Linked DNA regions of Homo sapiens: regions 2, 3 and 4 are each linked to region 1. A link is a contact called in ENCODE Hi-C or POLR2A ChIA-PET data. All regions are on one chromosome and are shown on one strand. Each heading gives the region's core, a stretch centred on a gene start or an enhancer-like site at or near the end of the contact. The rest is flanking DNA. Distances are from core to core; before and after follow the strand shown. Region 1 holds the start of PPP4R3B (protein phosphatase 4 regulatory subunit 3B). Region 2 holds the start of WDPCP (WD repeat containing planar cell polarity effector). Region 3 holds the start of FBXO11 (F-box protein 11). Region 4 holds the start of PEX13 (peroxisomal biogenesis factor 13).

What was found. A loop is a pair of places that touch in the nucleus more often than their neighbours do. ChIA-PET counts read pairs that join two places held with the same protein, here RNA polymerase II (POLR2A). Pooled maps may share reads with other maps.
Region 2: a loop to region 1 is called in a map of naive thymus-derived CD4-positive, alpha-beta T cell, with 21 times the contacts of the local background. The contact joins the promoter of WDPCP here to the promoter of PPP4R3B in region 1. A Hi-C loop is called at or near these places in 1 of 168 maps with a recorded cell type or tissue (naive thymus-derived CD4-positive, alpha-beta T cell) and 9 of 50 pooled maps. POLR2A ChIA-PET finds 5 or more read pairs at or near these places in 1 of 52 experiments (Caco-2).
Region 3: a map of CD4-positive, alpha-beta memory T cell shows a loop between it and region 1 (18-fold over the local background). The contact joins the promoter of FBXO11 here to the promoter of PPP4R3B in region 1. A Hi-C loop is called at or near these places in 1 of 168 maps with a recorded cell type or tissue (CD4-positive, alpha-beta memory T cell) and 6 of 50 pooled maps. POLR2A ChIA-PET finds 5 or more read pairs at or near these places in 4 of 52 experiments (A673, GM12878, PC-9 and 1 more).
Region 4: a loop to region 1 is called in a map of CD8-positive, alpha-beta T cell, with 19 times the contacts of the local background. The contact joins the promoter of PEX13 here to the promoter of PPP4R3B in region 1. A Hi-C loop is called at or near these places in 2 of 168 maps with a recorded cell type or tissue (CD8-positive, alpha-beta T cell and naive thymus-derived CD4-positive, alpha-beta T cell) and 10 of 50 pooled maps.

Annotation. Positions count from the first base shown.
Region 1 is chr2:55,613,457-55,620,864 of GRCh38, forward strand. It overlaps PPP4R3B (protein phosphatase 4 regulatory subunit 3B), which reads right to left and starts at 4,166. Exons shown (of 17, transcript NM_001122964.3): 1 at 3,688-4,166; 2 at 1,995-2,050. The coding sequence starts at 3,829. PPP4R3B-DT (PPP4R3B divergent transcript) reads left to right here and starts at 4,474. Exons shown (of 3, transcript NR_186624.1): 1 at 4,474-4,926. RefSeq lists enhancers at 3,122-4,048, 4,049-4,973, 4,067-4,466, 4,487-4,536 and a silencer at 6,982-7,031.
Region 2 is chr2:63,585,169-63,592,576 of GRCh38, forward strand. WDPCP (WD repeat containing planar cell polarity effector) reads right to left here and starts at 3,309. Exons shown (of 18, transcript NM_015910.7): 1 at 3,029-3,309. The coding sequence starts at 3,103. It overlaps MDH1 (malate dehydrogenase 1), which reads left to right and starts at 3,795. Exons shown (of 9, transcript NM_005917.4): 1 at 3,795-3,878. The coding sequence starts at 3,876. RefSeq lists enhancers at 2,474-2,994, 3,506-3,825.
Region 3 is chr2:47,905,248-47,912,655 of GRCh38, forward strand. It overlaps FBXO11 (F-box protein 11), which reads right to left and starts at 1,251. Exons shown (of 23, transcript NM_001190274.2): 1 at 242-1,251. The coding sequence starts at 473. LOC100506235 (a long non-coding RNA gene) reads left to right here and starts at 303. Exons shown (of 2, transcript NR_187636.1): 1 at 303-552; 2 at 2,071-2,920. RefSeq lists silencers at 24-73, 84-203, 564-753, 1,244-1,343 and an enhancer at 1,413-2,197.
Region 4 is chr2:61,014,283-61,021,690 of GRCh38, forward strand. PEX13 (peroxisomal biogenesis factor 13) reads left to right here and starts at 3,438. Exons shown (of 4, transcript NM_002618.4): 1 at 3,438-3,569. The coding sequence starts at 3,478. PUS10 (pseudouridine synthase 10) reads right to left here and starts at 3,973. Exons shown (of 18, transcript NM_144709.4): 1 at 3,726-3,973. RefSeq lists an enhancer at 3,845-3,894.

The DNA of each region.
Region 1 (7,408 bases), core at 2,916-5,415:
TAAATAATGCATTTTTTCCAATACTTTATACTAAGTGTATACAAAAATGCTAATTATCTAGAACTAATTTTCTAGTAGAGCAACATTATACATGAAATTACCTACATATCCTAATGATTCTAAAGTATTCACAGAATCACTATGTATTTTTAACTTATGTTGGGTGACTATTTTAAATACAAACCTACTCCATAATGTGATGTTTCCAAAGTAACAACAGCTAAAAGATCTTATATACAATCTGAGAAGAATCCATTATTAAACCTAAATTTGTAGGGAACTGTTTATGACTTAGTTACATTTAAGAACAAAGTTCCTGATAATTATATTCATGCAGATAAGGGAAATATGGTAAAAAAAAAAAAAAAATTAGTATTTCTTTCCCCACAAAGAAGCAAGCAAACAAAAACAAACTAAAAGTGATCATCTGGTAAAAACTCGGTATAAAGACAGAGATTAAGAGCTGCCTGGCTGACTGAGAAATTAAATTTACTTAAATGTCTACCTTACAATGTCTAAGGTATAGGAAACATCTTCAGGTTTTCAATTCAGGACAAATGTTTAATTTGCTTCTCCATCAAAAAAGACACACAATATTTTCTAAACAGAGAAAAAAGCTATGAATTGAATATTGAAAATTTTAAAGTATTTCAAATAACTGATTAAGAATGTGTTATATACATAATTGTTCTAACAGTAAGACTTTGTAATAATAAGCTGCACAACAGACAGAATTTTATTCCTCCAACTACGAAGTACTTGTTTCTGGGCATCCAAATTTTCATAAACCTTGAAGTGGGCACTGACGCTGTAAATGTAATCCTAAAATAATTTATCTTCCTTCAAAAATCTCTGCCATCGTGACTTTACATACCACACACAAAAAAGAATACCTGGAAATAATTCAAATGTATAACAACAAGTGTATGTCATACATAAGAATACTATACAGAGTTTAAAAAGAAAACTAGATCTACATTGTTAACATGAACGAATATTCAAAATGAATGTGTGAAAAATGCAAGCTGCAGAATACATGTAAGAGTATGACATCCACTGTGTAAAGTTTAAAAACACACAACAGACTACATATTATTTATGGATACATACATATGCAGAAAAGGTATAAAAGCATGTACACAAAGAATACACATCAACTTCAGAATAGTGGTTACCTATGTAGGGGATGGAGAATGTAAACAACGGGATGGATACAAACAAGCTTTAACTCTATCCATAATGTTCAATATTACAAAAATATTTGAAACAAATATGGCGTAACATTAACATTGTTAAATCTGGTGGTGTTACAGTAGACACCGATTATTCTCTGTACTTTTCAATTTTAATATATTTCATAATAAAAACAAAAACATTCACAGAATAAAAAAGATTGAATCACTGCTACCATTTTCAGATTAATCAGGCGTGCTAAAATACAATACACATTTTCTTTCCCAAATAAGACAATATTAACAGAAGATGTTACATACTTGGTAATGTACATTTTTATAAAGTATCCATTGATTACTATATTAAAAATACACAACAATTAAAGAGCAGGATTTAATGCTTCTACTTCAAAACCTCTACCTTTACTTGAGTCAAAGGATTTAATTTCACACCACAAACAGGCTTTCCTTGCTTTAAGAGTATCCCTTTGAATTTTGTTCTATGTCATTTCCTTTAAACGTGACTCAGAATAAAAGGTTTCATGTACAAGGTATAGAAGAGACTTGGCTAACTACAGTTAAATAATACTAATAAATACATCTTAGAATAAACCGACAGTGGCTCAATCCAAAAATGATAATTATCACCAGTACAAAAACTTTTTTTCAGTCTGAAACTTTTAACCTGCAAGAGAAATACACATGATCTTTGTTTACCAAACATGTTTTTTTCTTGTCAGGAAAGCTTTCCCACCTTTGTCAGATTAATACTTCCTTGATCACAGATGAAGTCTTTCAAATTAAAGATAAACAACTACTTGCCTGTTGTTTCTGATATGCAGTATTTGGATTTATCTTTGATTCCAAGAGTAGTGATCCTGAAAGATAAAAAATAATACATCATAAGTCTCAAATGATAAAACCCTGAATAAAAATTAGAATACACATTAAAGCCGGGCGCAGTGGCTCACGTCTGTAATCCTAGCACTTTGGGAGGCGGGCAGATCACGAGGTCAAGAGATCCAGACCATTCCAGCCAACATGGTGAAACCGTCTCTACTAAAAATACAAAAATTAGCTGGGCGTGGTGGCGCATGCCTGTAGTCCCAGGTACACGGGAGGGTGGGGCAGGAGAATCGCTTGAGAGAGAGGGAGAGGAGGCAGAGGTTGCAGTAGCCCAGATCGCGCCATTGAACTCCAGCCTGGCAACAGAGCAAGACTCTGTCTCCAAAAAAAAAAAAAAAAAAAAAAAAATACACATTTAAACCCCGCCCCCCGCCCCCGCAAACTTTTCAAGTCTTTTTACCGAGTTGGACATCTTAATAAAATGTATTCGAATTCACATTTTCTCTCCAAATCTAGGCTTCACATTTAATCTAAAATATTTCACCCTATTCCCATACACCCTTAAAGGAAAAATTAATCTAAAACCAACAATCAAACCAAGGAATGAGGAGACTAGATGACTATTAAAATTTTATTGAAATAAAAATTTTAAGGTCTAAATGACCACTTCAAGCCATTCGTTTTAACAAAAGTTGTTTTATTGCATTCCCAGTTTAACAAATAATGCAAATTACAAAACAAAAACATCATGACAGGGATTAAATACTTAGTATAGAAATTACAGTGCTGCATTTATCCTTTCCTCATTAAGAACAAAAGAACACCTTCTGTAGAAGTGATGACTATTTAAAATAAAAGGGAACAAGCAAGAATACAAAATATGTCAAGACTAAACCTAAGATTATTTTTCTAACTGCCTATATCAGTTGTTCAAATCAAGTCCAGATTATACTATAAAAGGCATTTTAATTACGGCTCTACATTTTGTAATTTAAAATACTTCACATGACTACAATAAACCAAAGAACACAGCAGTTTACAACCTGCTTTGGTGTCCCAACTTGCTTAGATTGTAAGGCATTCACTTTCTCATAGCGCCTTCTACAAAGGCAGCCCGAAGAAATGCAGACTACAGATGTATGTGCTTGTGTGTCCATGTATCGTGGCAACAGTCAGCAATACAGCCAGGAAAACGTGCCTTTCGGTTTTCCCCAGCACCTGTCGACTGTGGCACCTGGGGCCCGTTGGTACAATTTTTTTTTTTTAAAAACACTCGGAAAGAAAAGTTTCCCTAAACCGTTTGTACTAGACGTATAATGGATAAGTAAATAAAGGGGGAGGAAGGTGTCAGCTCCTAGGGCGACATCAGTACCTAGTCTCTCACTACTTCCTCCCTTCTCTCTCACACTCTCCCCTCTTCAAAAGAGGAGGGACTGGAAAGGAAGGAGTCCAATCCTTAAGAGAGATGGGAGAAGGACAGAGAGTCTCGGTCTCCGAGGATAAGTCCAGTCAAAAGTACAGTACTTTGTTTTTGCCGTACACAAGAGCCAGTTCAGAACCAACGCGCTGTCCCGAAGGAGTAGCAACGGTAACGGGCCCAGGGCCCTAAACCCAAGCTGTGCCCCAACCAGAGGCACTATCCCCTATTCTACAGTTCCGATAACCTTACCGTCGGACTCTGCCCGAACCAGCAGCGACATCCCCTTGAGCTCCTCCACGTAAGTGGAGGAGACGTGCCCGGTGCCTCGGTCGTCCCATTGCCGGTCTTCGTTCAGGGTATAGACCTTCACTCGCCGCCGCGTATCCGACATGGTGGCTGCTGTCTCCACCGCTCTAGCCGCCGCCTCCTCGCTTACCTCGTCCGCGCTCCTCACTCTTAGGAGACGGTAAAGGCAGTAGTGGCGGTGGCGGCGGCGGCGGCTTCGGAGAGGCCCGAATTCACCATGGCTCCAAAGGTTCAGCCGCGAGAAGGGGTGACAAGAGCCACTGAGGCCTCTCCGCCCGGAGGCCCCGTTACCTCTCACTTCACCCGCGCATACACCCACTCTCCCGTCTCTTTGCCCCCCAGGGCTCGCTTGCTCTCCCGCCGCCGCGGTAACTACTACAGATCCGCCATCTTGTAACCCGACTCTCTCTGCCTTTCTCTTCCTCCTCCAGCAGGCTCGCACGGGCTGTCCTAGCAGGGGCTACGGCGGCCGACAAGTCCCATGAGCAGCACCTCCGCTTCTGCACGCGCTTCCCAGGCCGGAATGCTCGGCGCTCTCGCGAGGAGGGGTACCGACTGGGGCGGGAGTACTTCGGCGAGACTTCCTCCTCTTTCGGCCCGACTTCCTCCTCTTTCGGCCCCGCCTCTTGGCGCGGGGTCGCAATTGGGCGGGAGGTTCTCGCGATCTCCCCGTCCACGCCTGCGCCGCGAGAGGCCGCTAGGTGGAAGGGGACTTCGGTTCCGCACGTCGTCATGTTGTTGGATGGCACCAGTATGTGACGTTCCTAGGAACTTAGCTCTGAGGAAAAAACAAAGCAAACCGGGGAAGTACGTAGCCTTGAACCGGAGTAACCAGGGACAGAAAGGAAGGAAAAGGGTTTCATACCTTCACGGAACGACGCTCACTTCGTCCGCCTGAGGAGGAAAAATAAGTTTAAACCTTTCTGTGAAAAAGAACGTGGAGCCCTTTCTGCCGAATGGAAACCCGCTAAACCCCGTTATGGAGTCTGCTACAATTAAGCATCTAACCAGGAATTGTCTATGGACACAACTCTCCAGGCAATTCATGCAGAAAGTGTGTTGACGATTTCCTGTTTCTTGCAGAGCGCTTCACCGTTAAGGCTCTTAGTAGCTGGCGATTGTAAAGCACATTTTCCGCTTCATGAAAATACAGTGCTCTTCTTGTGTTTGTAACCTTGGAAAGTAAGTCTGCTATGATAAGTTTAGGGAAGTGGCGGGGAGCTACTTTCCTAACATATCTGTGATTGTTTTGATACTTCTCAGTTTCTCGCGGGCATTTCCTGCGTTCTCTATAGGGCTCTCTTGCACTGAATAAGGAAAGGAGGAATTCTCTCTGCATTGAGGCTATTATCGCACATTGTGCGGTGGATATAGTCACGCGCTGGGTCGTAGTAGCGTGTCGTTTATTTCAGTCCAGCTCACTCTTGGTAGAATCCCTTTATTCGTTTTGTTGTTTTTGATAGTCTCTCTCTGCTTCCCAGGCTAGAGTGCAATGGCGCTATCTCGACTCACTGTAGCCTCCGCCTTGAGGGCTCAAGCGATCCTCTCACCTCAGCCTCCCGAGTAGCTGGGACCGTAGACGCCTGCTCCCCATCCCCGCTATATTCGTTCTTTAATACAGTCTCTCAGCTTGTTCAGCTGCCACTTCTGTGCAGCTCATTAGCCTGATCGGTGAAAACTAGGCGAGACGCGCACACTGACCCTGCAGTGCATCTTGGGAGTTGTAGTCATAACTAATCAATGGTCTTGTTAAAACGTGCTTATGTTTTGACCAGATCGCTTAAGTGTGGACACCCTTCAGCAGTACACTACAACGTGGGTCAGTGTACAGAACACATGCTGATAGAAATAATTTCAAAATCTGGATTCATAGTTTTTTTTTTTAATCTAGAGACCTCAGAAAATGTACTTGAAGAAAATCATCATAATATAATACATAACAATAGAGCCAATTAATTGATGTGATGAAAGTGGACAAAATGTATTTTGACCTCAGAGAAAATAACATTTCTGTCTTGGAAGAGTCAGAGAATGCTTCACACAATTTTTGAGCCTGATGTTAGACTCTCCAGCCTTCTGTCCAAGCCTCACCCTTTGGTTACTCCCCAGGAAGACTGAACTTGGGAAGAGGATTGTGCAGACCCTGGAGTCAGGCTTGGCGTTTGGGATAGGGAATACTAGAGTGCCCACAGCATGGTCTGGAAAAGGGAAAGTGGGCTGCAGGTGGCTACAGTCCCATGATTCCATGGATTTCAGACCCCTCCAAAGCACAGGGCTCAGTGCTTATCCAAGTCTGAGGGCCCCCCATAACCACATCTTCCCCAGCAGATGTTCTTTGCTTCAGGCAGTCATCAAAGTTCCACTTCAAAGAGTTGCTAACCAAATAAGCCCACAATCTTCCTTTTTTGTTGTTTTGAATAAGTAATGCCTTTACACATATGAAATTAAAAAGAGAGGCCGGGCATGGTGGCTCACGCCTGTAATCCCAGCACTTTGGGAGGGCGAGGTGGGCAGATTGCCCGAGGTCAGGAGATCCAGACCAGCCAGGCCAACGTGGTGAAACCCTGTCTCTGCTAAAAATACAAAAATCAGCTGGGCGTGGTGGTGGGGGCCTGTAATCCCAGCTACTTGGGAGGCCGAGGTAGGAGAATCGCTTCAACCTGGGAGGCAGAGGTTGCAGTGAGCCAAGATTGCACCACTGCACTCCAGCCTGGGGGACAGTGTGACAGACTGTCTCAAAAAAAAAAAAAAAAAAAAAGGCAAAGATATATAGTGAAAACTAAGTCTTCTTTTAGTCTTTGTCTCCTGCCACTCATAGAATTTTCCTCTTGGAATCACCTCTATTCCATTTTCCTGTGTATGTTGCCAGAGCAGGGCTGGCTTCATGGTGGTGACCTGTACAGATAGGCACTTGGTTTAATGTTTTGCTGTCACTAACTTGAAATTCAGGAAAGTTTCTGGACAAGGGCCCTGCGGTTTTATTTTGCACTGGGCCCACAAAGTATGTATCTAGTCCTATTCCAGAGATATTCTATGCATATACAGGTAATTATATGTAGATATGTATGTAGTGGTCCAGTAGTGGTCCAGGGCCTGTTAGGAACTGGGCGGCACAGCAGAAGGTGAGTGGCAGGGGAGCCAGCATTTCGGCCTGAGCTCTGCCCCCTGTCAGATGAGCAGGGGCATTACATTCTGGTAGGAGTGAGAACCCTATTGTAAACTGCACATGCAAGGGATCTAACCTGTGCACTCCTTATGAGAATCCAACTCCCCCTTTCCATGGAAAAATTGTCTTCCACAAAACCAGTCCCTGGTGTCAAAAAGGTTGGGGACCTCTGTAGTAGGCTACCATCTAGGTTTGTTTAGGTACACTCTATGATGTTCACACAACAAAAAATCACCTGATGATGCATTTTTCAGAAAGCATCCCCATTGTTAAGGGACACATGACTGTAATGGAATACTATTCTTTTCCTTCCTTTTTATTTTTTGTGGAGACAGGGTCTCTACATGTTGGTGCCCAGGCTGGTCTCACACTCCTGAGCTTAAGGGATCTGCCTGCTTTGACCTCCCAAAGTGCTGGGATTACAAGTGTGAGCCACCATATCTGAACCCCTGTCCCCCACTTTTTTTTTCTTTCTTTTTTTCCATACACAGTCCAGGC
Region 2 (7,408 bases), core at 2,059-4,558, 8.0 Mb after region 1:
AGTTTTAAATTAAATTACAAGCACTTTTATTTTTGCCATAACTAAATTTGGAATTACTACGTTTAAGATTCACTAAAGTGAATGTAATAATTATTTTTAAAATACTACATATTCATTTTAAGAAATTACTTGAGAATACTTTCAAAAATGTCCTGCATGTCACTTAAGCCAACAAATAATTTCCAAGATACCTAGCATTACACTTAAATTTTAAAAAGGGTAAAAAGCCAAAGTTTTTTTTTTCAGCTAAGGTCAACTATTTAGCTCTGCAATCTTTCCTTTAAAAAATATTTGTAATAATTTGGTCTCTGATTTATTTCACAAGTCTTAACCTTGCTTTATAAATAATCCTATTTTCAATCACACTCCATTATCTAACATGGCTGTTTACTAAATACATGATCCTATGGTAAAGTACATATTTCTAAAAATGTAGCTACTTAGACAGACAGCAATGTAAAGGCATCTTTACATTATAGTACTCTCTAAATATTACATTGTTACTTTCAACAAAAAGGAACCAGATTATAACAAAATTGTTATAAAATAGCTTAAAAGTGTAATAGAACTTCATTAAAGAAAACATTAAGATGAATGAGTTTTAACTAGATCTATAACAATTTTATATATGCTAGAGATAAAATTAATATGAGGTTAAATAATTTTCTTTTTTTTTTTTTTTTTTTGAGACAGGATCTCCCTTTGTCGCCCAGGCTGGGGTGCAGTGATGCCAGTGCAACTTCTGCTTACTGGGCTCAAGCAACCCTCCCACCTCAGCCTCTTGAGGAGCTGGGACTACAGGTGCACAACACCACACTCAGCTAATTTTTTAAAAATTTTTTGTAGAGACAAGGTCTCAGTATATTGCCCAGGCTGGTCTCAAACTCTTCGACTCAAGCAGTCCTCCGGCCTTAGCCTCTCAAAGTGCTGAGATTACAAGTGTGAGCCACCACGCCTAGCTGTGGTTAAATAATTGTATACTATAAAAAAGCATAAGATCTTGTGAGTTCCAAAGTGCCTTGGGTATCAAGAGCCAACATTCTATTTCAGAGATTTGAAACTTAATGATCCTTTAATATCTTTGCTGGATGTTGTTAGAATGGTATTTCAAACATTTTCTACAATTTGAATTAAATATTACCTTACTAAATAACGCGAGGCTGGGCAAAAAAAATGTTAAGCATAACTCCAAATATAGCATAACAGTTTAATGCTCTGTTTGTTGCCTTAACAAAAAATGAATGTCTGCAACACATTCACAAACCACCTGGAGATTCAAACTCACAGTGAAAGTGCAATGACATATTGTGCTACTTGACATTAGCTATTACCAAAGACGGTTCAAAAGGAAGAGAACACAGACAATCTTATTAGTATAATTGGAAATGTGCTGATATACCCACCTTACCAAACATCTTCTCTTGCAGTGTATTATATTACCTGAGAAAAGTAACTTACAATCAGTGCTAATATGCTCCTTAACCTGATTTACAAGGGCAACTAGCAATAAACAGAACAAGGCCCGTGAACTACCACACAGGTGACTTCAATTCTGTATATCTGGACTGGATGGGAATACGGGGGCTTACATGTTTGTGGCCTTCTTGGAGTATGGGAATGTCCTGTCCTGCTATAGGACTGCAGTGAGAATTCTGGTTATAAAAAGTCTCCCTTGTAAAATTCACTGTAAATCGAGGACAAAAATCATGAGATTGTTTTGTTATACTTTAAGTTCTAGGGTACATGTGCACAACGTGCAAGTTTGTTACATATGTACGTATACATGCCATGTTGGTGTACTGCACCCATTAACTCGTCATTTACATTAGGTAAAATCATGATATTTTTAAGGACAACAACATGGAAAAATCTTTCTGTTAGCAGCTAGTAGAAGAATTCATTTAGGAGGATAATGGAAGAAATTTTTCGTAACTGCTCAGAGTAAAAAGTAAAACTCAGAGAACCTAGGTTTGAGAATAATGCACACCTACTAATTCAGGACTAGACACATAAATTTGAGAGTTTTTGACATTAAAAGTAGCATTTGAAGTGATGCAACTTATGAATTAGCTCACTGAGGGATTTAGTATAGACAGAGAATACAGGCACCCCAATGTTAAGAGATCACAACTAAAAAAAATTTAGAAACTCCGCAGAACTGAGAACCAGTAACAAAAGAGGAAAACCAGGAAAGTATGTTGTCTGAGAGCCAAATGAATAAAGAGATACAAGGAGAGTCATTCAGGTATGATATTAATAAATGCTAAAAGTAAAGCATTACATTTCTTTCCAAAAATAGCAAATCCTCCAAACTGAAATAGAGAAAAATTGAAAGATATTACTTGGCATTCATTTATCAGTGACAGAGAAAAAACGGAAGTTCTAACAATGTTATCTAATAGAGATGTTTTATTCATTTTCATTACGTATATGCTGTGTATGCTACTCCCGAGCATCATATCTTCCTTTTAACATCCACAAGAAACAAGCTTTCAAAAAGCACAGCAATTCTCTTGGCAGCATTAATTTTAAAGAGAACCTCTTAAGTTGTTTTACCAGCTGAGACTGACTGACTAAACAACCAGTGTCTCCCCTTCAGTCGCCAGTCTTTCCTTAGAAATGCCTGTTTGGCATAACTTTAAGACTCAAGATGGTTTAAGGCGCATCCTGTTTCTTCCAAAAGGGAATGGACAAAACTCAACATTCACGGAGGGCTTAGAGCAAATTAGAACCGTATACTGTGACCTCCTGGAAGGGAGAGGCTCACCTCCTACAAAGTAAATGCTCAATAAATATTTTTGATATAACTCTGGAAGAGCTCCATTTGGGGTCGGGGGTGCACCTACTCCAGGGCACCACCCCCTCCAAAATAGCTGCATTCCCACAGCCCTCATACTCCGCTCAGAAAAGGGACCGGCGAGCTTGCAGGCATCCGCACAGCGGATAAAAGCAAAGCGGGACGGCGCACCAACCGCATTCCGGATCCTAAGGTTAAAAGAAAACCCCTTGCCCTCGGGCCAGGGCTCACCTGTCTCGGGAGTGGGGAAGAAGCGCGACTCCCGGCCGCTTTGGAGTAGGCGTCCCAGCAAAACTCTCGCCTCATCACCAGACACTACCCCGGGCAGAAGGTTCCTAGGCTAGGTCCTCGGACCCGAGAGGGAGCGACACGCTCGCTTGGTCTCTTGGGTCTCCAGGACGCCGCCGCCGCCGCCACAGTTTCCTCAGGTGCTACAAAGCAGCCAGGGTGTGCGTGCGCTCCCGCCTCGTCGCTTAGCAACCTGAGAAGCTGTCCGGTCGTCCCAACTTATCAATTCCCCCGCCCCTCCAGAGTGTCAATCGTTTTTTAAAAGATTTTGTTTCCGGGTCGATCCAGCTTTACGCAGCGGAAGGTCTCTTTACCTCCCACGTTTACCCTCATGGGAGGATGCAGTCTCAGTCACGCGCGTGGGGGTGATGTCGCTAAGGGGTGATTCTCCCCTCCCTAGAGTTACACACGCTATCTCTCCCGCCAATTGCCGGGCTCCATCAGGCAGGTCCTTTCCTCCTGAGCCCAAACCATCCGTTTGTTGTCGTCCTCCAATCACAGGGGCTCATCCTCAGGGACTACTTTGCAATCGGCGCAGAGCGCAGTGAGAAGAGCTTGAAAAAAACCTCTGGTATCGGGAAGTGTAGTTCAACACTTGAAGGAAATGCTTTGGAGATTGCGCCACAACCAGGGCAGCGTAAACTACAGTTCCCAGAGAGCGCCGCGTCGGGAGCGGAGCCTTTTCTCGCTAACACCGCTCGCCCTCTCCGAGTCAGTTCCGCGGTAGAGGTGACCTGACTCTCTGAGGCTCATTTTGCAGTTGTTGAAATTGTCCCCGCAGTTTTCAATCATGGTGAGTGTGGGCCCCGGGTTCCTGCCCACCTCTGGCCCTCGCGCCCTTGAGTGGGGTTTCTTGCACTTTAGGGACTTTTGGGAGGCAGCTGTGCAAGGCACTGTCCTTCGCGCCCTTTGGCAAGCTCGGACTCATCTTCTGGGGATTGCCGCAGTGACCCAGTAATGGGAAGGGATTGATTTCCACCTTGCGGGGTATGGGGCGCTCTTAGGAGGACTCTGGAGAAGTAGTTGTCCTGGGAGAGGAGCGATCTTAATCCTGCTGCATGACGGGAGGACAAAATGCGACGCTGCAGCTATTTTCCAAAGGACGTTACGGTGTTTGATAAGGACGATAAGGTTTGCGATGGGAGGGAAAGGTTGGGTCCTAACCCCTTTTTCTCCTCATTTGCCCACAGTGTTTATAACGGCTTTTGTCACAGGGACCTTGAAAGCAAAAAGCTGGAAAGGTAGTATTTACCAGGTGCTCCAGATTACGATCTGCGTTTGCAGCAGACGTGTTTCCGCCATATCTAATTTCTCAAAATGTTATTTGGAACCCGTTCATTGACCTTTTTTGTAATGCCAGGATATATTGAAGTGACAGCATCACTAACTAAATAACTACTGCAAATATTCTTTATTGAACTGTATATTGTGAATTCCAGAAGCACCTCTCTTAAATGTAACAGAGTAACCATTTTGTCATGGAAGACCTGGGTAACCTGCATCTCCATCGCTTGTCTCTGCTGAAAGAGAGGGGGAGGGGGAGAGTTGGTGAAGGAACTCTGGCGTAGGAATAATCTGCGTACTGCTTGAAGGTGACATTTGTCATCAAACTCAGAGAAATCGCTTCATACTATCAATACAATGGCTTGTATTTATAGTTGCGACTGTTTTTCCTACTTTATCTGCAAAATACTAAAACGGCTGGAGAATGTGGAGAAATGTTTGAATGAATTGGAAATTTCCCAGAACCTGAAAAGACACGTTTTCAAGGCAAGGGCATTACTCTCTCTGCCTGTCTAACGGGGCCAGTGGAGACAGCTACTAATTTCCAGTAGGTGTTAAACCTAGGTTTCCTAAATGTTTTGTCACATAATTAGTCATTTAAATTATGGTTTCGGTAGTTTCTGTCCTAATAACCTTAGCTAGAAAGCAGAGGTACTTATTATCTGATAACCTTGGACTTTTTGCTTTTAGAACTGAATGGGATCTTTTAAAGGTCATCTTGACGAATCTCCCCACTTCAGATCTTAAAATGGAGTTTATCGAGACCCAAAGAGAATGTGATTTGCTCCAAGAGTCTCACACTCTTGCCATTTTTCTATATTGTGTCTTACACTTACCAAGTCTTTCTGAATTTTTATTTTTATAGGGACCACCGCAGTGAGGTCTCGCAGCGGGGGAGAGACAGTGTACTCAACTCCCTGAAAACTTATTTTTACTAGCTGAGATTCCGGATGAAGTTACCAGTTCATACTGCATATACAAACTCAAATATGTTATCAGCATGTAGATTACTTGATAGCTTTATTCCTTGCCATTCAAAATACTGGAATTGTAGAATTAAAAGGGAATTTGGAGATTATATTATCTACTCTTATAATGTAGTCTGGTGAGGTCAGATAATTTTCCCAAGGTCACAGAGATTTTGGGCCCCAGATTCTTAGCTAGTTTCCCTAGCAAGGCCCCACCGTTGGAAGGTCACTGGGGTGCCAGATAACACAGAGACAGAACATGAGGAAGAATTTGTCTGGCAGTTTGCTGGAACTGACAGCAAACTCACACATGACTCAATTTCCCTGCCCCCTCAGGAGGGTGTGTGAATGGACAGAGTTAGAAAAGAGCCTTCTTCTGTAAGCTCATTCAAAGCGGAGGATTCTTTGCTTGTTGTCTGTAGGGAGTGACAGCAAAATAAACTGTATGAAGGAATCTAAATGGTACTGCTTAGTTTTTTGTGTTATAGAAATACATGTAATTTAGAAATATATATAAATTTGAAAGTGAAAAAGAAATATGTGGCTCTGTCTGTGGAATAACAGACACTTAAATTCAATCTTTATAGCTGAGAAGTTAGCACAGAGCCTGCATCTGCAGGAAAGTCATTGGTGCCCTGCTAAGAGCAAAGACGTTCCTTTTTTGGACCTTGGCACACTGCCCAGATATCTGAGCAAAGAATAGTAACCTATGTTCACACTATAACATTGTGAAAGTCAGCAGGACTCTCCCACCCTCCTGCTTTTCAACTGCAATGTTGCAGAAGAGCAGAAAGAACCATACATGGACTTTTCTTTCTCTGTTTCATCTTCAGACATTCAAACACTAAGCCTCATACTACCATTAATAAGATGGAATTACCTACCTGGGAAAGTAATTTCCCCAAAGACACAGAAGAAAACTGCTGAGGTGGAATTAACTGTTCATTAGGTGGCCACAACCCCTTCACTAAGGACTGTGATACTGTGAACATGTTTTTAAGTAGCTACTAAAATTGACTGCATTATTCTAACCATATAGGTGACCTTATGGGAAGTTAAACTTAATAGATAGTGATCTTCACTCTCTTCAGCCCCCCTTTTCTTATCCTAGTTTGCTGTTCATTGAAGTAGTATCTGTTCATACTTTATACCCTAACCTTCCTTCATTCAACAAATACTTTTTGTGGAAATGCAAATCCATATCAAAGACAGACTGTTCTCAAGAGCGCTTCATGGCCTAATACAGAGCAACAGAAATGTAAATAGAAAACCACAGGCTATTAAAGTCTTTAGAGGAAAATTCTGTGATGATATTTATAAATACTCACTACGTACTGTTCTTAGTGCTTTGTGTGTTAACTCTTTTAATCCTTAAAACTACTCTGTTTGTTAGGTAATTGCTATTATTATCTCCATTTTACTATGGGGAAATAATACAGAAAGGTTAAGTAACTTGTCCTAGAGCATGCAGTTAATGAGTTGTGGAGCCAGGACTTGAACACAGAAAGTCTGGCTCCAGAGTCCATCTCTTTAATTACTACTCTCTACTGCTTCTCTAGCCCCCTGTTTTAGAAAATTGGTGTATCCTTTTTGTTTCCTTCACGTGATTCACCAATGGATTCCCTGGCCTAAAATAGTACCAAGTACATGATAGGAACTTAATGATGTTTTGTTTAATGAATGAATTAAATGAGAAAACAGTTCATCAGTGGATTTATAAGGTAATATCATTAGTACTAATGACAATTTTGTTAGCTATAGTTGGAACTATTGTGGTCACTAAGTTTCCAGTTTTCTCAATACATAATATATATGAATAAAATACCTTTTGTTTTCATAGTATATATGAAAAAGTTTTTGTTTGAGACAGGATCTCACTCTGTCACCAAGGCTGAAGTGCACTCACACAGTAATGGCTCACTGTAGCCTTAACTTCCAAGGCTCAAGTGATTCTCCTACCTCAGCCTCCTGAGTGGCTGGAACTACAGCATCTGCCACCACACCCAGCTAAATTGTTTTTTTAAGAGACAGGGTTTCACTATGTAGCCCAGGCTGGTCTCGAACTCCTGGG
Region 3 (7,408 bases), core at 1-2,500, 7.7 Mb before region 1:
AAACCAAACAAAGCGCGGCCTGAGCGAGAGCCCAGGCGAGAAGGGAAGCCGCGGCTTTTCCTGCCGGCCGGGCCCGGCCCGGGCTGACACTGCGGCACCGGGGGACCCGCCTCCGCTCAGCTTGGGTCTCCCACCCCCAGGGCGCGCAGGCCGCCCCCGCCCGCCCGCCCGCCCGCCCGCCCCGGCCTCCCTTCCCGCGGTGCCCGGGAAGGCGGGCGGTTGGGAGGTAGCGCGGCCTTACCCCGCTCGCCGACGTTGTTCCGCTCCTGAGGCAGCGGCGGAGGCGGCGGTGGCGGCGGCGGAGGCTGCTGCTGCTGCTGCTGCTGCGGCGGCGGCGGAGGCTGCTGCTGGGGCGGCTGCTGCTGGGGCGGCTGCGGCGGCGGCTGCTGCGGGGGCTGCTGCTGCTGTTGCTGCACCGGGCGCGGCCGCGACACTCGCCTGGGTCTCCGGTTGGCGGCTCGGACGGAGTTCATTTGCCGGGCTGAGGTGGCGGCGTTGGCGGAGGGACACACACACGCACACGCACAGCGAGCTTCGGGGCAGGAGAAAGGGGTGGGGAGAGTGGGAGAGGGGGGAGGAAGGAGAGGGGGCGAGGGGAAGGGGAGACGCTGAGGGCGGAGGGGGCGAGCGGGACCCCGAGTCCGGAGAAAGGCCCGGGTAGACAGACGGAGACCGAGCGAGGCCGGCCGGGAGGGCCTGACGCACGGGGAAGGCCGAAGCCGCCGGGCGGGGCGGCCGCGAGGGACGAAGGCAGAAAGACGGGCAGACCGAGAGAAAGAAAGAAAGGGCGTCCGCCGCTTGGGGATCCCGAGGCGAAGCGCGGCGGCGGCGGCGGCGGCGGCTGAAGAGACAGATCCCGGTCCCGCCGACTCGCGAGCGGCGTCTCCGGCAGCGGGGGGAGTGGGCGGGCGGGTGAGGAAGGGAGAAAAAGAGAGGGAGAGAAGGGAGGGAGGGAGCAGGGGGCGCCCGGCTCTTTTTTTTCCCTCTTCCTCCCCCCCACACCCCCTGAAAGAGATTTCTGTGAGGAATTTTTCTCTCTTTCTTCGGTCTCTTCTCTCTCCTCCCCCCCTTCTCTCCTCGGCGAAGGGGAAATGAGTGTGAAGGGAGGAGATAGGGGGAAAAAGAGGCGTCGTCCTTCCTCCTCCTTAAAGGAACCTTTCCTCCTCCTCCTCGTCAGCCCTGTCGCCGCTGCTTCTGCTGCTGCTCCGTGGCAGGAGGAGCCATTGACACCGCCGGAGCCTCCACTCGCCCAGTCGGTCCCTCCCCGCCGCGGGGCTGGCCGGGGGCGCGGGGGAGGGCCGCGGGGCGGCGGGGGGAGGGGTGGGTGGGCGGGGAAAGGAGGGGCGGGGATTCCGTCCAGGCGGCCAATCTAAGGCGCCCGTACAACCTTCCGGCCAATGGGGCCTCCGCTCTTATCGCGAAGTCCCTTCAACGCCCTGTTTCCTCTCTCGGGTTTCCTCCCTCCCCCGCCTAGGAGGGGGAAAGAGGAAAGGGGGAGTGTGGCGGGGCGGGTGATAATGGGGAGGTATCAGGGCAAATAATAGAGCAGGGGGTGGGCGAAGAGAGCGCCAGTGCGTAGCGACGATTCTGGGAGAGGAGGTGCTCGGAGGAAAGGGCGGGGGTTGCTGATGTAATGGGGAGAAGTGATTAATCCTTCGGTTCGCCGTTTCAGCTTCCCCCCTACCCCAACCTTCACCCGATTTTTTTGAGCTGAAAAAAAAGTGGAACGAGGGAGCCAATCTTTGGTAACTCGGGTTTTCTGTGGTAGGTGGGTTCAAAATCTGAGCTGTAGGGAGCGCTAGAGATTTCGTGCCCTTTAGCCAAGCTGAGGGTATTTGCAAACCCTGAAGATTTCCGTCTCCGAGCTTTGGGCTTGGTAAGCGAAGTTTGGAGTCGGTGCCTAATCGTATATCATCTAAACCTTGAAAAGGCTTTGACCTTTGGCCAATTTGATTTGTTCTTTGAAGAAGTGTATACAATGTGTGGGAAAATAATATGTGAGAGGAGAGAAGTAAATGTGTTGATGTTGTGATTGTTTATGTGATTTAATTTTTAATTTTTTTTTTTTAGGTCCCACAAACTGCAAGGAAAAGAAAAACCCTCAACAGGAATTACCTTTATACCTGATGCCCCCAACATAATCTCTCTCCAAGGGAAACGTGTTTTTATTGCCTTGCGGCTGAAAATGTATTCTCGATTCTCCCCCTTCTCTCTTTTGTTGTGCATTTTTTGGATGTGGTAAAACTGGCAGTTTATCTGATTATCTGGTTTTCAGAACTTTGGGCGATGTCTCTGAGTGTCATCAGTTGCTCTCTAGGTTTGACATAGATAATTAAGCAACTACAAAGCGTGATAAAGCTTTTGAGAGGGAGGAAAATGTATTTTGGAAGGAGGGAGAGACGCAAAGAGGCGAGCCTGTGTGTTGAGTCCCAGACTTGGTGTGTGACTACAGGCAAAGTACTTCACCTTTCTAGATGTCAGCCCCGCCCCCCTCACCTCCCAAGTTTAAATAAGAACTTATTTTAGACTACATGATCCTGTTTTCAATTTTTAAGAGTTCTGTGATTTTGAGATGATCTCTCTTTAGTCCAGAAAAATAGAGAAACGTAGGTCTATGTTTGTTTCTCAAAAAAATATTTGAGGAGGACAGCTGTTACAAAACAGCTGGAGAACTCCAAATTTTTATGGTGGTTAGCTAGGTGCAAATGGGTACAATTTTAGGTTTGTTCAAATAAACATAGGGGAAAAGTAAAAGTACAGGAAAATTACGTTATACATATAAGTGTGTCCATCATTTCTGATTTTTCTAAAAATTTACTTTTTTATTTGACAAGTACTTTTTGGCTCCTTCCGTGTATGCATTAATATGTATATAAGGTGTTATGGGAAATACTAATAAAAGGAAAATATTGGGCATAAAGAGTTTGTATTTTGGTGTGGCAGAGTGGAAGTTTTACTTACATTAATTCAGATGTAAAGAAAATGTAGCTTGTTTATTTTCTGTAATTTTAACTTCAAGTCCCCACATCATCTCAATTTTTTAAAAAACATAACTGCTTTCACCTTTTATTTCCCCAACTCTCCTTCTAATATATTAATGGGAGGGGCGGGGTTTAGGGTTGTTATATGTGGTATAAGGGGTATCTTTTACATACCCTAGATTTCTAAGTTTATTGCAACAATTCTCTGACATATGGCAGTAAAATGCCTTGTTTTAGCAAAATTAGTATATTATGACAATTTCCTGATAGATGGTAGTAAAGTGTCTTGAGAAAGGAAGCACCTTTTTCAAATTCACAGAGTAACTGGTAGGGTGGTAGCATCCCTGAGGAATAGGGAGGTTTACAAGGGCATCTAAGCCACTAATGCCAGTCCTTATGTTGTCTTCTGGCGTGGAGTGGCTAGTATTGTCTGATGGCAGCCACTGTCGTTTATCATTTATTACTCATAAAACTGGTCATTTCTGTACTTTTGAGGCTGATTTCTTTTGCTGAAATCCATACATGAGCCATTTGCCCCATACACTATAACCTCTTTGTACTGACCCCGAGTCTCCACAGGTCCCTTGATCCTCATGGTTCTCACTGAGACACATGGGTACTTCTGGATTCCCCGAATACCACGTGTAGGCCTTGATGAGCCAGGAGCCTTGCTTTGGGCTTACTAGTTGTTGAGCCACTATCCAACAATGTTGCATTTTTCTCCTTATGTCATATTGAACATGCTGGCAGGCTGAAAGTAGAACTCCTAGACGTCTTAGTGTTTCACAGACATGTCCAGGGACGCAAACCACTATCTCCAACTTTCTTGGATTTCCCTATGTCTCTGTGCATATGTCAACTACATACCCTCAATTCTAGTTTCCACCCTGAGAGGGGATGGAAAGTAAGCACACTGAGTCTGATTAACCTCTTCCTTGTACCCTTTTCTTCTTTCCATCATGCCCCAGGGTTTTTAAGGAATGGATTTTTCTCCTTCCCATTTGTCAGGAACTTTCCTTCTGTACCGTATCCTCTTCATTTTTGAGATTTGGCATTTCTTCTGCTCCCTTTCTTGGAGCCGTGATAGCTGATGAAGTGCTCAAGAGAGAACCCAGTTTAACAATAATGGAACACCTATTGGGAGATATTAAAAAATATTATCCTATCCCTACATTACTGGTTTCTACATATGTTTAGTTTATTTCAGGGATTAAATGTTGAAGTCATCTTTGTGTAAAAGTGTTCAAACTCAATTGTGGAACTTAAGAGTTGTCAGGACGGACCTTGGAGATCATTAAATCTCATTTCTGTATTCAACAGACTAGGAAACTAAACTCCAAAGAAGGGAGGTGACAAAACTATAACTATTTGGTAGCAAAGCCACTGTCTGCCAATCCAGGGCCCTTTCCATTCAGAAGCATTGTAGACAGTATTTTGAGTTCTGGTGAGAACCCAAAATATCCTGGAAGGTTTTATCCATAGGCAGATCCACCTATATTAGTAAATAATTCTGTCAATTAGCTGTCATAAAAGTTATATATGTTAGAAAACAGGAGAAAAATTTAAAAGGATTTCTTTTAGGGGTGGGAGCCACCTAGAATTATTTCAGTAATACTTAGCATAATTTCAGAGGACTGAATTCCCTCAGGGTTTGCTCTCTCTTCAAGAACATTTGTGTTTGTTTTTCTCAGCTAATTACTGGTGCTTAAAAGGTTAGTGTACTTAAAATTATTTGTTTATAAAACCTATCACAATAGCAGTGTGGAAAAAATAAGCTCTTTAATCATTTTAATACCTGGCAGGTGATATTTACTGTGATTCTTAAATTATAATTTTACCATTTCAAAGATTCAGCTTCCCTTTCCTCTGTCATTCTATCATCTAGTCCCAAGCCGTCAGCACTTAGTTACATAAGACACCTCAAAGCTGCTCACTCCTTTTATGTCATTTAAGAAATTAGTTTGATCTGAATATGGTTTCCCTGCAGGAATAACCAGCTCTGTTTAAAATATTCTTGTTAAAGTATGAATGACTTATCTCACTAAGCTGCAAAAATTCATTCTTCAGTACATGCCCAGATAATTTTTTATCAGTTAGGTAGTGAAAATTAACTCGGAACTAAGGATTTAAATTTAACGTATATGTGGGAAAACCTGGTAAGCACACAATCCAATGATACCCAGAAGTTATCTTTAAAGAATTATAGAATCTGACTTTAATACCTTTCCCTGTGAAGTAATACAGAACGCTATTAAAAGAAATCAATTTTGTTCAAGTTTTAGGCTGGACTGTGATACACAGTGGTAAATCTTTGTTTTTTAAGAGCAGAACCAATTTCTTTTTATTATTATTATTATACTTTAAGTTCTAGGGTACATGTGCACAATGTGCAGGTTTGTTACATATGTATACATGTGCCGTGTTGGTGTGCTGCACCCATTAACTCGTCATTTACATTAGGTATATCTCCTAATGTTGTCCCTCCCCCCTTCCCCCGATCCCACGACAGGCCCCAGTGTGTGTGATGTTCCCCTTCCTGTGTCCAAGCATTCTCATTGTTCAATTGCCACCTATGAGTGAGAACATGCAGTGTTTGGTTTTCTTTCCTTGCAATAGTTTGCTGAGAATGATGGTTTCCAGCTTCATCCATGTCCCTACAAAGGACATGAACTCATCCTTTTTTATGGCTGCATAGTATTCCATGGTGTATATGTGCCACATTTTCTTAATCCAGTCTATCATTGGTGGGCATTTGGGTTGGTTCCAAGTCTTTGCTATTGTGAATAGTGCCGCAATAAACATATGTGTGCTTGTGTCTTTATAGCAGCATGATTTATAATCCTTTGGGTATATACCCAGTAATGGGATGGCTGGGTCAAATGGTATTTCTGGTTCTAGATCCTTGAGGAATCGTCACACTGTCTTCCACAATGGTTGAACTAGTTTACACTCCCACTAACGGTGTAAAAGTGTTCCTATTTCTCCACATGCTTTCCAGCACCTGTTGTTTCCTGACTTTTTAATGATCGCCATTCTAACTGGTGTGAGATGGTATCTCATTGTGGTTTTGATTTGCATTTCTCTGATGGCCAGTGATGATGAGCATTTTTTCATGTGTCTGTTGGCTGCATAAATGTCTTCTTTTGAGAAGTGTCTGTTCATATCCTTTGCCCACTTTTTGATGGCGTTGTTTGATTTTTTCTTGTAAATTTGTTTAAGTTCTTTGTAGATTCTGGATATTAGCCCTTTGTCAGATGGGTAGATTGCAAAAATTTTCTCCCATTCTGTAGGTTGCCTGTTCACTCTGATGGTAGTTTCTTTTGCTGGGCAGAAGCTCTTTAGTTTAATTAGATCCCATTTGTCAATGTTGGCTCTTGTTGCCATTGCTTTTGGTGTTTTAGTCATGAAGTCCTTGCCCATGCCTATGTCCTGAATGGTATTGCTTAGGTTTTCTTCTAGGGTTTTTGTGGTGTTAGGTCTAACATTTAAGTCTTTAATCCATCTTGAATTAATTTTTGCATAAGGTGTTAGGAAGGGATCCAGTTTCAGCTTTCTACATATGGCTAGCCAGTTTTCCCAGCACCATTTATTAAATAGGGAATCCTTTCCCCATTTCTTGTTTTAGTCAGGTTTGTCAAAGATCAGATGGTTGTAGATGTGTGGTATTATTTCTGAGGGCTCTGTTCTGTTCCATTGCTCTATATCTCTGTTTTGGTACCAGTACCATGCTGTTTTGGTTACTGTAGCCTTGTAGTATAGTTTGAAGTCAGGTAGCATGATGCCTCCAGCTTTGTTCTTTTGGCTTAGGATTGTCTTGGCAATGTGGGCTCTTTTTTGGTTCCATATGAACTTTAAAGTAGTTTTTTCCAATTCTGTGAAGAAAGTCATTGGTAGCTTGATGGGGATGGCATTGAATCTGTAAATTACCTTGGGCAGTATGGCCATTTTCACAATATTGATTCTTCCTATCCATGAGCATGGAATGTTCTTCCATTTGTGTCCTCTTTTATTTCATAGAGCAGTGGTTTGTAGCTCTCCTTGAAGAGGTCCTTCACATCCCTTGTAAGTTGGATTCCTAGGTATTTTATTCTCTTTGAAGCAATTATGAATGGGAGTTCACTCATGATTTGGCTCTCTGTTTGTCTGTTATTGATGTATAGGAATGCTTGTGATATTTGCACATTGATTTTGTATCCTGAGACTTTGCTGAAGTTGCTTATCAGCTTAAGGAGATATTGGGCTGAGACGATGGGGTTTTCTAAATATATAATCATGTCATCTGTAAACAGGGACAATTTGACTTCCTCTTTTCCTAATTGAATACCCTTTATTTATTTCTCCTGCCTGATTGCCCTGGCCAGAACTTCCAACACTGTGTTGAATAGGAGTGGTGAGAGAGGGCATCCCTGTCTTGTGCTGGTTTCAAA
Region 4 (7,408 bases), core at 2,188-4,687, 5.4 Mb after region 1:
CAAGAGAATCACTTGAACCCCAGGAGGCGGAGGGTGCAGTGAGCCGAGATCATGCCACTTCACTCCAGCCTGGGCAATAAGAGCGAAATTCCATCTCAAACAAACAAGCAAACAAACAAACAAAAAAACCTTCAACAAAAACAAATTAAGTACAAAATATTTGAGAGCAACTGTTTGCTTAAATTGCCAATTTTTGCAATTTAAATAAACTCACAAAAAAATACTATATAGAGAATGAAGGCAAATCTGTCTCCTGTTACCGGGAAGGAGGGGGTACTAAAAATTCAAACAACCTAATTTGTTCAGCAAAACAAGATCTTCTAATTAGTGAAACAGTTCATATTACCTTAAAATGATCAACTGCCCATATTTTAGAAAATAATCATTGCATGGCAATCTTATGGCATGCTGTAACTGTGGTCATAAAGATGAACGACAGTGGCATCTTTTAATTTGTGCAGTTTCATAATTCAAATGAACTTGCTTAAAATTTGTGGAAGGGTGAAGCTCCTCCCAACAGCTTAGTATAAAGACGTGATTCTTCTAGTCTGCGTTTTCCAAACCTCTAAAACTTCCTACTTACTTGCAAGTTGCTAAATGTTTGGGGCCACTTACCAAGATTCTTGCACAAAATAATGAGGAAGACAGGCATATAGTTACATAGAACTCTTCACCATAAAAATCAGTTCAGCAGCCAGGACTACTAAAAACAGATTGCCTCTGGCTGAATTCTAATTCAGGGGAATATGTGAGTCAGCAGAGGGAAGAAAATCAGGCTTGTATGGACACACCATACAAGCTGACAAGGTGACAACTTTGAAACACCAGAATTGAGAAACGCATAGTTAGGGTTGCCTAAGTAAATTTGGGCTCCAGGGTATTTTCAAGAAAGAAAACAGAATATGTGGAAAACAGCCTCTAAATAATGAAGATCTGGCCAGGCCCAGTGGCTCACGCCTGTAATCCCAGCACTTTGGGAGGCCGAGGCAGGCATTATCACTTGAGGTCTGGAGTTCAAGACCAGCCTGGCCAACATGGTAAAACTCCATCTCTACTAAAATACAAAAATTAGCCACGTGTGGAGGTGTGCACCTGTAATCCCTGCTACTCGGGAGGTTGAGGCAGGAGAATCACTTGAACCCAGTAGGTGGAGGTTGCAGTAAGCCCAGGACTTTGGGAGGCTGAGGCAGGAGGATCATGAGGTCAGGAGATCGAGACCATCCTGGCTAACACGATGAAATCCCATCTCTACTAAAAATACAAAAAATTAGCCATGCGTGGTGGCACGCACCTGTAGTCCCAGCTACTCAGGAGGCTGAGGCAGGAGAATCGCCCGAACCCAGGAGGCAGAGGTTGCAGAGAGCCAAAATCGTGCCACTGTACTCCAGTCTGGGCAACAGAGCGAGACTCCATCTCAATAAATAAATAAATAAGATCTGTGTGGTCAAGGTCAAGTCATTACTATTTACTAGTGATCTGGATCCCTTTTCCCAGCCCATTTAATCTACTTTGATGCAGAGAAGAGATCGGATGCTGTGAGGGGCGAATATAAGCATTTACAGTGCATCTCTGACTACATACACAGAGAAACTGTTTCTGTTTCACCTGTTACTCTAAGTTATTTTTTCTCCATTAGTTAAGGTCAAGAATTTTACTTAATTCAGAAGTAACATTTAACTCAAAAAGAGACAGAAGAAATACACCCTCTTCCAATAAATCAATAAGCACTTTAAAAGGACACTTAATGAAGATTTCCCTCGATACTTAAATAGCTATATTAAAATTTATTTTATTTTCCATGGCTAGAAGACAATGTTTATTTTTCCAGTAAGTTCACAAGAACAAAGGTATCATGCAAAGTAAATAAATGACACATTACAATCTCCTGGCTCTGAGAAGTTCCCAAACCTGATTGATGAGAATTACAAAACTTCCAGTCCTGAGTAATTTGAAGAGGTCTAAAAATAGACCCCAAAAAAGACCTCTTTTGAATGTGTGTTAATAAACGAGCTATGAATTTACAAACCTCTCAACATCATTTTCACCTACCAACAATTTATCAACTTCTCAAGAATGTTAACATTAAAAGGAGAAAATACGTTACGTCTTAAATTTGGTTTTTTCATCGTGAGATAATTAAATGCCAGGATTTCATAAGATATTAGAAATCGGTTGTCCATATTAGATTTATTATGTTTGAAAGCAAGCCCTGAGAAAGGCATTCCACAATGTAAGTTTTCCAGTGTTGGTTACCCTCAAGATGTTTGCTTTTCGTTTATGTGTTTGTTTTATAGAAATAACTCTGTAACAAGTTGCTACAAAGCCGCCTTTCATGTGTCAGGCTCCCTAGGAGGACTGAATCCCTCCTCCCCAAATCAAGGATAACTAGCCCAGTCTCTGGCTTACTGGAGGAGAGGAAGGACTTTATTTTCACCTCTTGGACGATTACAAAAACCAGTCATCGAAAACGAGAAAAGGGGCAGGGTATAAGAAAAACTAGCGAAATGACCAGACTGAGTCTCATATCCTAAGATCTTTTAAAACTCATTTCCCTACCGAAGGGTGTCATTCGTAACGCGGCGTGGGGCTGGGGGTGTGGATTTACGGAGAAAGAGGTGATCACACTTCACTGGGCTTCTGAAACATTCAGCTCTGGAATCTACTGTGGACTCTTGAAAAGTTCATCCCGAGATCTAACCTCAAGCCTCAGTTTTCGCCAAGCAAGCCCTTCCCCCTTCGGTCAGGTGCAACAAACTTCCCACTCACCCCTCCTTTGCTAACAAAGCCGCTCCAGCAGGAGAGAAACGAACTCTCTCCCGCCACACCTCTTTTGCACCCAGTCTGCACTCCTTCACCTCTTACCTACCCGCCTCACCTTCTCCCCAGACGCCGGAGCCTGAGATTTAACCCCTTCCGGCCCTCGAAGGGAAGAGGGAAGACTAAAGACAACGCACCTATTGCGTCTAGCAATTCTGTTCCCCGAGGAAACGTGCGTTTTAGAACAAAAGTACCAGCCCGCTCTCGCTAGGACTAAGTGAGCTTCTCCCTTCTTGTTTGTAGAGGAAATCCGAAAAACTGCCTGGTTTGCCACCTCACCCTACCTCCCCCACGAGCGAAGGAGTGCGTGCGGCTTTACTCCCAGCCCGACTGGTCCACTCCCAGAAAAGCCTCGGTGGGACTCCGACGTCTAGGGAGTTGTAGCCGCTACCAGAAATATCGATGAGCCTTTACCCTGAGGTTTAGAAAGGCAGCTCTTTCTGGGGCAAATACAAAGAGCGTGTTTCTTCCTACAAATTAGTGGCATCCTCCCGCTGTATGGATTCAGCTGGCAAAGTAACTCAAGCCTTGTCCTGACTGCAAGGGTGGGCGGGGTGGACGGCTCGGTGTTCTGCCCGTTGTGTCTTACGCTCCAGGTGCTGGTCTACGCGGGCCTGGACAGTCAGGGGTAGGAGCGGGAGCCGAGAGGAGGCGGAGGAGATGGCGTCCCAGCCGCCACCTCCCCCCAAACCCTGGGAGACCCGCCGAATTCCGGGAGCCGGACCGGGACCAGGACCGGGCCCCACTTTCCAGTGAGTGTGGGATTCTTCAGGCTGTGAGTTTAGTGGGCCCGAGCGGGGACTTGGCAGGAGGCGGTTGTAGCGGTTGTTAGTGGAGGTATTCCCTTCCCCCCTTTAACCAATACCCAACCTTGGGGATAGGGGCCGAGGTGGAGCTGGGGCGCTTACCAGTGGGGACTTTAGTGTCTCACAGCTGTTTCTGACCCGGCAGCTCTAATCAGCAACGTTTTTTTCGGGAGCTCCTGGGCGTCTCTCTGGGTCTCTGTGCTTGAAAGAAAGGGGGGCGGCTTCCTACCTACCGCTTCTGTTTTCACTTTGACAGAATGGCTTCTCTATCTTTAAAGCGTAGACTTTGGTCTGTAGCAGTTGAGAGCGGCATTTGTCCAGCCACGGCATCGACAGGGAGCAAAGTCTCTCCTTAAAGGTGTTAACCTCTCGAGAAGTTGCTGAAAGCCGGAAAGGTTTTACGCAACAGGAACTCAAGCCCCGTACACTTTGCATTCTTTTCCAGCATAACTCAGCCAGTGTTTCGGATCGAGATTGGAGAAGCAACTTTAAAGCAGGAGTTCTAGATCTGAGGCCTATGGATGGACTTTGTGTGCAAAATAGTGTATTTTTCTGAGGCCTGTATTTTTTTTTTGTTTGGTTTTTAATCAGTATCAGTTGGTTTCTAGGACTTTAAAAAGGCTAAAACATGCAGAGTTGGGAGTGTTTCGTGGCCTCGTGTGGCTTTTGTTTGGTAGTGCTGGACATCTTAATTCAGATAGGTGTGATTCAAATGTCAAATCACCTACTATTGTAGGTTTTCCTAAGCGTAAAAACCCCAACATATTGGAATGTATTTCTGCTGTATTCTGAAATCTTTTATTTAAACACTAAAATGCTTTAACACAGTAACGACTTAGTTTAATAAGGATATATACATAACAAGTAATAAGTTTGATTAGGCTGGTAAGCCACGGTGACATTATCTGCTACCTTTTTTTTGAGTGGGTTCTTTTTTCCCCATTTAGGCTGCTTGTCGAATGAGAGAGGTTTTATTTTTTGCATCTGTTAAAGTTCTTTTTATGTAAAATTAACCATTTTCCCACTTTATCGTGAAATATTTTAAACACAGAGACCAGTAGAGAGTAAGATAATACCTATATATTCACTACTCAACTTTAAACAGTGTTAACATTTGCCAGACTTATGTCGAATTTTTCAAAATAAAAGACGGCTAAACTCTCCCATTCTTCTTTATAGTGGTGACTATTGTCCTTATTTGGTGTTTCGCATACCCAGTAATGTTTTTATATTTTAGTACTTAGGTTTGTGCTATTTATATGCATTTTATATCTAAAACTTAACAATGTAACAATAATATATATTTTATATCTAATTACATGTTACTATTTATATATTATTTTTTGTATCTGTTTTTGTTTTTTCTGTTGCCCAATTTTCTATTGGCTTTATCTTTGCTTACCAATTTGTAAGAGTATTGTTAAACTAATCCTTTTTTGTTACTACATTTTGCTAATATTTTTCACTGTGTGGCTTCTCCTCTTTATATTTATGTTCAATTTTTTGTACAGATGTTTTTGATTTTAATACAGCCAAAATTGTCATATTTTATTGTTTATGCTTTTTGTCTTGGTTAAGAAATCCTGTCTACCTAGATCAGGACAGTTTTTCTGTATGTTTTCTTTTAAATCTTCCGGTTTTTTCATTTGCATTTAATCCACATGGAACTGACTTTGTATAAAAATCTAATTTTTTTTTCCATATAGGTAACTAATTGTCGCAGCACCATTTATTGAGTAGTCTATTCTTAGTTTTTAATGCCATCTATGTCATATCAAGGTTTCCTAAATATGTAGTTCTGTTTTGGGCATTTTCTGACTTTCTACTAGCACCACACTATCTTAATTACAGAATTTTATAAGTCTTGATATGTAGTATGTCAAGAGTTTCCACACATTGCTGTTCTTTGTAATTGCGCTCTTTACACTTAGTCCTTTATAAAAAGACTTACTGGGATTTTTATTGGAACTGAGCTGAATTTATGGATCAAGTAAGTTTTTATTCCATGAATATTGTATAAGCTACAATTGGTGGGAATTTATCTTTTTGCCTTAAATATCTTATAATTATCCACTTTGGGAGACTGGGCGGGCAGATCACGAGGTCAGGAGATCGAGACCATCCTGGCTAACTCGGAGAAACCCCGTCTCTACTAAAAATACAAAAAAACATTAGCTGGGTGCGGTGGCGGGCACCTGTAGTCCCAGCTAATCAGGAGGCTGAGGCAGGAGAATGGCGTGAACCCACGAGGCGGAGCTTGCAGTGAGCCAAGATCACGCCACTGCACTGCAGCCTGGGCAACAGAGGGAGACTCCATCTCAAACAACAACAACAACAAAAAACTTATAATTACCTCCATGAAATTTTTTTCCATATTTTATTTTTTATTCCTAGATTATTTTTGCTGTAGTAGTTGCAAATGGGCTTTCTTTTTTCCTTTTACATTTTCCAGTTGGTTATTAACTGGTATGGCAGAATGCTATTGATTTTTTTTAATGTAAATATTATGTACAGCATAATCTCAAACTCTTAATTAGTTCTGATGGTTTGGTTGAAATTCTCTTTAGTTTTGTGTAGCCAGTTCTGTCATTTACAGATAAGCTAGCATCCTTGTATTGGTCCTGACTTCCACTGGAGTGCTTCTGAAGTTTTACTGTTAAATGTGAAGTTTGCTTTTTGTTTTTGATAGATATCTTGTCAAAATTCTCTCTCTCTACCTTGCTCAGATTTATTTTATTTTATTTTTATTTCATTTTTATTTTTGTTTGAGATGGAGTCTCACTGTGTCTCCCAGGCTGGAGTGCAGAGACGCAATCTTGGCTCATGGCAACCTCTACCTCCTGGGTTCAAGTGATTCTCCTGCCTCAGTCTCCCGGACAGTTGAGACTACAGGCGCGTGCCACTCCGCCCAGCTAATTTTTGTATTTTTAATAGAGATGGGGTTTCACTATGTTGGCCAGGCTGGTCTTGAACTCCTGACCTCAGGTGATCTGCCCACCTAGGCCTCCCAAAGTGCTGAGATTACAGGTGTGAGTCACTATGCCCAGCCCTTACCTTGCTCAGATTTTTATTGTGAAGAAATATTAAATTTTATGAATGGCTTTTCTGCATCTGTTGAGACCATTGTATGTATTTTCGCTTTAGTATGAAAATGTGGGAATAGGAACAGCTCTGGTCTGCAGCTCCCAGCGTGATTGACGCACAGGACGGGTGATTTCTGTGTTTCCAACTGAGGTACCTGGTTCATCTCACTGGGACTGGTTGAACACTGGTCGCACCCCATGGAGGGTGAGCCAAATCGAGGCGGGGCATCACCTCACCCAGGAAGCGCAAGGGATTGGGGGATTTCCCTTTCCTAACCAAGGGATGCCGTGACAGACTATACCTGGAAAAATGGGACACTTCTGCCCAAATAGTGGGCTTTTTCCACAGTCTTAGCAACAAGCAGACCAGGAGATTCTCTCCCATGCCTGGCTTGACGGATCCTATACCCATGGAGCCTTGCTCAGTGCTAGCACAGCAGTCTGAGATCAATCTGCGAGGCAGCAGCCTGGCAGGGGGAGGGGAATCCACCATTGCTGAGGCTTGAGTAGGTAAACAGAGCGCCCAGGAAGCTTGAACTGGGAGGAGCCCACTGCAGCTCAGCAAGGCCTACTGCCTCCATAGACTTCAGCTCTGTGGGCAGGGCATAGCTGAGCAAAAGGCAGCAGAAACTTCTGTGGACTTAAACGTCCCTGTCTGATAGCTCTGAAGAGAGCAGTGGTTCTCCCAGCATGGTGTTTGAG